Regions from separate parts of the Homo sapiens genome. Here region 2 is linked to region 1. The links are chromatin loops, found by intact Hi-C in ENCODE. Cell type or tissue: CD4-positive, alpha-beta T cell. All regions are shown on one strand.

Region 1 (2,500 bases):
GCACCGGGCTGTCTGCTTGTAGATTTTATTTCTGCCTTTTAGTTTTTACTTTTTCTTTCTTTAGAGGCAGAAATTAGGCATAAGACAATATGAAAGGTAGTCTCCTCCTTTACTAAAAATGCAAAAAAATTAGCCGGCGTGGTGCTACACACCTGTAATCCTAGGTACTGGGGAGGGTGAAGTGGGCAGATCGCTTGAGCCCCAGAGGCCAGGTCGCAGTGAGCCAAGATCGCGTCACTGTACACCAGCCTTGGTGACAGAGTGAGACTCTGTCTCAAAATAAATAAATAAATAATAGTATCTCCTCTGCTCAGAAGTGTCTCAGAATGCTAGGCATGGTGGCCCATGCCTGTAATGTGGCCTCTCCATCACCACATCTCTCTTCTCACCTCCTGCGCGTGCCCCACTAGGGCCTCTGGGCTGTTCCTCAGACAACTCCAGAACCTCTTTTAGGTCTTCTGGACTCAAATATTATCTTCCTAGTGAAATCTTCCCTGCGAATCCCATTTAAAATTGAACCACATGGCTGGGTGCTATACTCCCAATGCTTTGGAAGGTGGAGGCAGGAGGATCACTTGAGCCCAGGAGTGTGAGACCAGCCTGGGCAACATAGCAAGACTGTCTCCACAAAAAAATTTTACAACTTGAAATAGCCGGGTGCGGTGGCTCACGCCTGTAATCCCAGCACTTTGGGAGGCTGAGGCGGGCAGATCACGAGGTCAGGAGATCAAGACCATCCTGGCTAACATGGTGAAACCCTGTCTCTACTAAAAATACAAAAAAATTAGCCAGGCATGGTAGAGGGCGCCTGCAGTCCCAGCTACTTGGGAGGCTGAGGCAGGAGAATGGCGTGAACCCAGGAGGCTGAGCTTGCAGTGAGCGAAGATCACGCCACTGCACTCCAGCCTGGGCAACAGAGCAAGACTCTGTCTCAAAAAAAAAAAAAAAAAAAAAAAAAAATTGAAATAAATGTTTTAAAAATAAATAGATGAAATAAAATTGGCTCAGGTTTATAATCCCAACACTTTGGGAGGCCAAGTGTGGAGGATCACTTGAGGTCAAGAGTTCGAGGCTGCAATGAGGTATGACCTTGCCCATGCACTCAGCCTAGGCAACAGAGAGAGATCCTGTCTCAAAAAAAGAAAGGAAGTTAAGCTCCACGAAACAGGAGCTTCAGTTTTCTTCGCTGCTGCCCTGCGCCTGGAATAACCAAACATTCACTGTGGCTGCAGGAATCCTCCGGAATCCGCCCCACTGCACGCCAGCAGTCGGAGGCCTGGGGCGTGCTGCCCACGTGACTGACGGCCGGGAAGGAAAGATGGCGGCGACTATGATGGCTTCAGAGAGAGGGCAACCAACGAGAGGACGCCGCCCGCCAGAGCGTCCACACCGCCGCTTTTTCTGCGGTTGCGTCCTGGGAAGGCGCGAATTGTGTGGCTACGGGCGGGTCGTCCTCTCCACCATTTTTTAATGGAAAAAATAATAATTCTCAAAGACGGTTTGGTCTGACCTGCCTCCCCACCTCTTGGCATCCGCAGGATCGCAGGCGTGTAAAAGACGGGATTGTGGGACTGGGCCCAGTGACTCATGCCTGTAATCCCAGCGCTTTGCGGGGCCAAGGCCAGAGTATCTCTTGAGCCCAGGTGTTCGAGACCAGCCTGGGCAACATAGCGAGCCCCCATCTCTATTTTTAAAAATGGTGTATAGATATAGAGGAGATCGTGGGATTCAGTATCTGAGATTTTCTACCTTGGTGTCAACGCCCCTGTCAACCTATTAGGTGACCTCAGAGTGTTCCCCCAGCCCTCAATTCTAGGGATCCCAGATCCTGGAACACACACATGCCCCGTCTGCCCCTTCGGGACAAGGAGATCTAATGGCACTCTCAGAATTAGGCCTTAAATGCTAATTTCCTGGAGATCCGCCCACCTCACCCCCACCCTCCCCCACCCCATTCCTGCTGTAAACTCCCCAGGATTAAGTCTGGTGAATCTGCGCCCCCCTCCCCCAGGTCCCAGGGGCAGATGAGCCCTTGGGCACCGCCCCTCCAATTTCCTGCAGACCCAGCAAACAAAAGACTCTCGGGAAGAGAGGCGAGCTGAGCAGGGCGCCCTTCCTGCAAGAACAGCTGATGGGGCAAAACGGCCCAGGAGTGAGCCGAGGGGAGGGATGAAATTCCAGGGTTCCTGGAGGGCAGCAGTGCGAGGCTAGACCCCTGGATCCTGGGGAGGGAGGGTATCTGGGCAGCAGCTGGATGTGGAAGGCTCTGGCCAGACAGGTTGCTGGGCTGTGGCGCATGGGGTGATGTCAGCCTTAGGGAATGGAGCGGGGGGTGGGTTTTCTGAGGTTCAGGTGAGCTCTCTGGTCCCCAGGCTGGAAGAGTGGGGCCTGGGAGAGGGCTGAGGCCCTGCGTCATCTCCTCTGGGGCCCGGCCTACCTTCCCCTGGCCCGACCTGCTACCCTCGGTGCCGGCCCCACCCGGCCTGGCTTCCTGCTCCTC
Region 2 (2,500 bases), 410 kb before region 1:
TTGATTTTTTTAAAAATTTTGTAGAGATAGGGTCTCGCTATGTTGCTCAGGCTGGTCTTGAACTCCTGGCCTCCAGCGATCTTCCCGCCGCGGCCTCCCAAGTTGTTGGGCTTCGGACGTGAGCTACGCGCCGGGCTCCCGGTTCTAGTTAAGATTTTGTTGCAGGCGATGAATAGTCACGTGGCCTCCAAGGTCCTAGATTTCTGAGGGGCGTCAGCTTGGCACCCTAATGTACTGTGATCTCTGGTCAGCTACCCACCCTCTTTTTGCTGTTTTCATCCTGGGGGCTAACCGCCAAGACATGGCCTCCAGTTTCCCTAGGGAAGCCTCCACAGAGGAAGGCACCGGCTGAGGCACCTGGGAAGACCAACCTGGGGAAGGTCTCCCTGCGCGCAGTCTGCGGGCTGGAGGGACCGGCCGAGCCTGCGCACTAGCGCCCCGCCGGCGCTGCTGAACTGAGAGGAAGGGGCGGGGCGTCGCCAGGTCGTGCCAGCATCCGCCGGACGCCGGAAGTGGTTCTCCGCCCCTGCCACTGGGCCATGGAGACTGTGGCACAGTAGACTGTAGTGTGAGGCTCGCGGGGGCAGTGGCCATGGAGGCCGTGCTGAACGAGCTGGTGTCTGTGGAGGACCTGCTGGTGAGGCCTGGCCCGGACAGAGGGAAAGGGAAGGTCGGAGGGCGGGTCCTGAGGAGAGTCAGGTAGGGGCCGAACCCTCCTCCCGGCATCGGCTTGGCCGAGGGAAGCCGAACTACGGCTCCCGGCAGCCTCCACAGCGCCTGGCTCCTGCCCGGAGGGCCTGCTATGCCGCAGAGGCTCCTGGGAGTTGTAGTGTCCTGAGCCCCCCACACCTCAGACTACGGGCCTGGAGCCCGACCGTGGTTAGACTGACGGGATCTGGGATCATGCAGGAGCTGTGAGCTCAGGGCGCTCCTCCAGCGGTGGAGGAATACAGTGACCATCATAAGGTGTCACCTATTACTGCGTCCGGCACGGTGCTAAGGCATCGCATGCCAGATCTCAGTCTTTGTAGCTCTAGGAGGTAGGCACTACTTCTATTCCTGGACAATAAAAGGTCCAGGCCCGGCAGGGTGGGGCAGGATGGGGCCAGCAGCCTCAAATGAGGACCGCGTGGGCTGTTGAGCAGTTCTGACAGCGTGTTTACTGTTCGGCCGCCGGGGTCAGCTGCTCCGGGAGCGGTGCCTGGAGCTGCCACCAGGTGGCATCTCCGCTCGGTACCGCCGCGGGGAGGGGAGACCGGGGGCCTCTGTCCCAAGAGCTGGCCCGCAGGCCCGGAGGAGCCGAAAGCCTGGGTCCCGGGCATGGAGATAGCAGAAGCTGGGGTGCCAGATACCGAGACCTGCGAGGGAAAGGGGCAGAGCCAGGGAGATGGCATGTCCAGATAGAGAATGGTTGACGCCCTACATTTCTAAATGATTCCTTTCCTCCCCTGTGGCAGAAGTTTGAAAAGAAATTTCAGTCTGAGAAGGCAGCAGGCTCGGTGTCCAAGAGCACGCAGTTTGAGTACGCCTGGTGCCTGGTGCGGAGCAAGTACAATGATGACATCCGTAAAGGCATCGTGCTGCTCGAGGGTGAGGCGCTGTACTCTCCCTTTCCCGCTGCCATCTGGGCTGCTCTGCGATGTGGGCCCCGTAGTCCAGGCACCTCTGAGTTGTCTCCGGTAGATTTACTGCACCAAGGGCTATACTTAGCTTGACGTCTCCCAGTGAACTTTTGGCTACTTACCGCCCACCATTGTTTTGCCAGACAGAGTGTAGCATGTCAGTTCCCCCAGGACTGTCTTGATCTGGGAAAGTGACTTGAGGTCACCCAACTAATCAGTTAATGGCTGAATTGGGACTAGAAGCTCCTGTTTTGTGAGACCTAGGCCCATGCCCTTCCCCCCAACACCACCACCGTGTTGCTTAGCAGCTATTGAGAATCTTTTGTGGCATGGAAGAGGTACAGAGGACTGTCCTACAAAATTGTGAGCAGATAGTGCTTTTTGTTTTTTGTTTTTGTTTGAGACGGAGTCTTGCTCTGTCCCCCAGGCTGGAGTACAGTGGCGCTGTCTCAGCTCACTGCAACCACCACCTCCCGGTTCAAGCAATTCTCCTGCATCAACATCCTGAGTAGCTGGGATTACAGGTGCCCACTACCACGCCCAGCTAATTTTTGTATTTTTTGTAGAGATAGGGTTTCACCATGTTGGTCAGGCTGGTCTCTAACTCCTGACCTCAGGTGATCTGCCCACCTCGGCCTCCCACAGTGTTGGGATTACAGGTGTGAGCCACCTCGTCCAGCCAGATAGTGCTTTTTGGATGGGAACCCTATTTCCTATTGGTTTTAGGTGGGTCATCATTTGTCAGAGGCCACAATACTTAACCACTTAGTTTCTCTGTAGCTCCTTGTGTTCAAATAATCATTTATAAGCACACAGTCAGTGTACAGCCATCCCTCTGTAGCCATGGGGGATTGGTTCTAGGAACCCCACCCCCACAG

The links. Hi-C counts contacts between places; a loop is a spot of excess contacts. Peaks named below come from ENCODE experiments on the same cell type or tissue, not always from the same donor. Only the 100,000 strongest peaks of a DNase experiment are listed, where the experiment ranks them.
Region 2: it touches region 1 in a loop (5-fold over the local background); 3 of 110 quality-filtered maps call a loop at or near these places.

Annotation. Positions count from the first base shown.
Region 1 is chr7:100,836,312-100,838,811 of GRCh38, reverse strand. It overlaps SLC12A9-AS1 (SLC12A9 antisense RNA 1), which reads left to right. Exons shown (of 2, transcript NR_146550.1): 2 at 1,233-1,498. It also overlaps a transcript of SLC12A9 not described here. Among named protein-coding and RNA genes, the nearest start is that of EPHB4, 10 kb to the right of the region's middle. RefSeq lists enhancers at 1,179-1,258, 1,269-1,318, 776-1,695, 1,696-2,500. In CD4-positive, alpha-beta T cell, no CTCF peak of the experiment used is centred here; a DNase peak (open chromatin) is centred at 1,321; H3K4me3 peaks cover 838 bases.
Region 2 is chr7:101,243,097-101,245,596 of GRCh38, reverse strand. It overlaps FIS1 (fission, mitochondrial 1), which reads left to right and starts at 516. Exons shown (of 5, transcript NM_016068.3): 1 at 516-637; 2 at 1,458-1,590. The coding sequence starts at 593. RefSeq lists enhancers at 493-732, 823-872. In CD4-positive, alpha-beta T cell, CTCF peaks have their summits at 1,013 and 1,215 (motif pointing right); DNase peaks (open chromatin) are centred at 466, 766, 1,196 and 1,556; H3K4me3 peaks cover 1,747 bases; H3K27ac peaks cover 1,980 bases.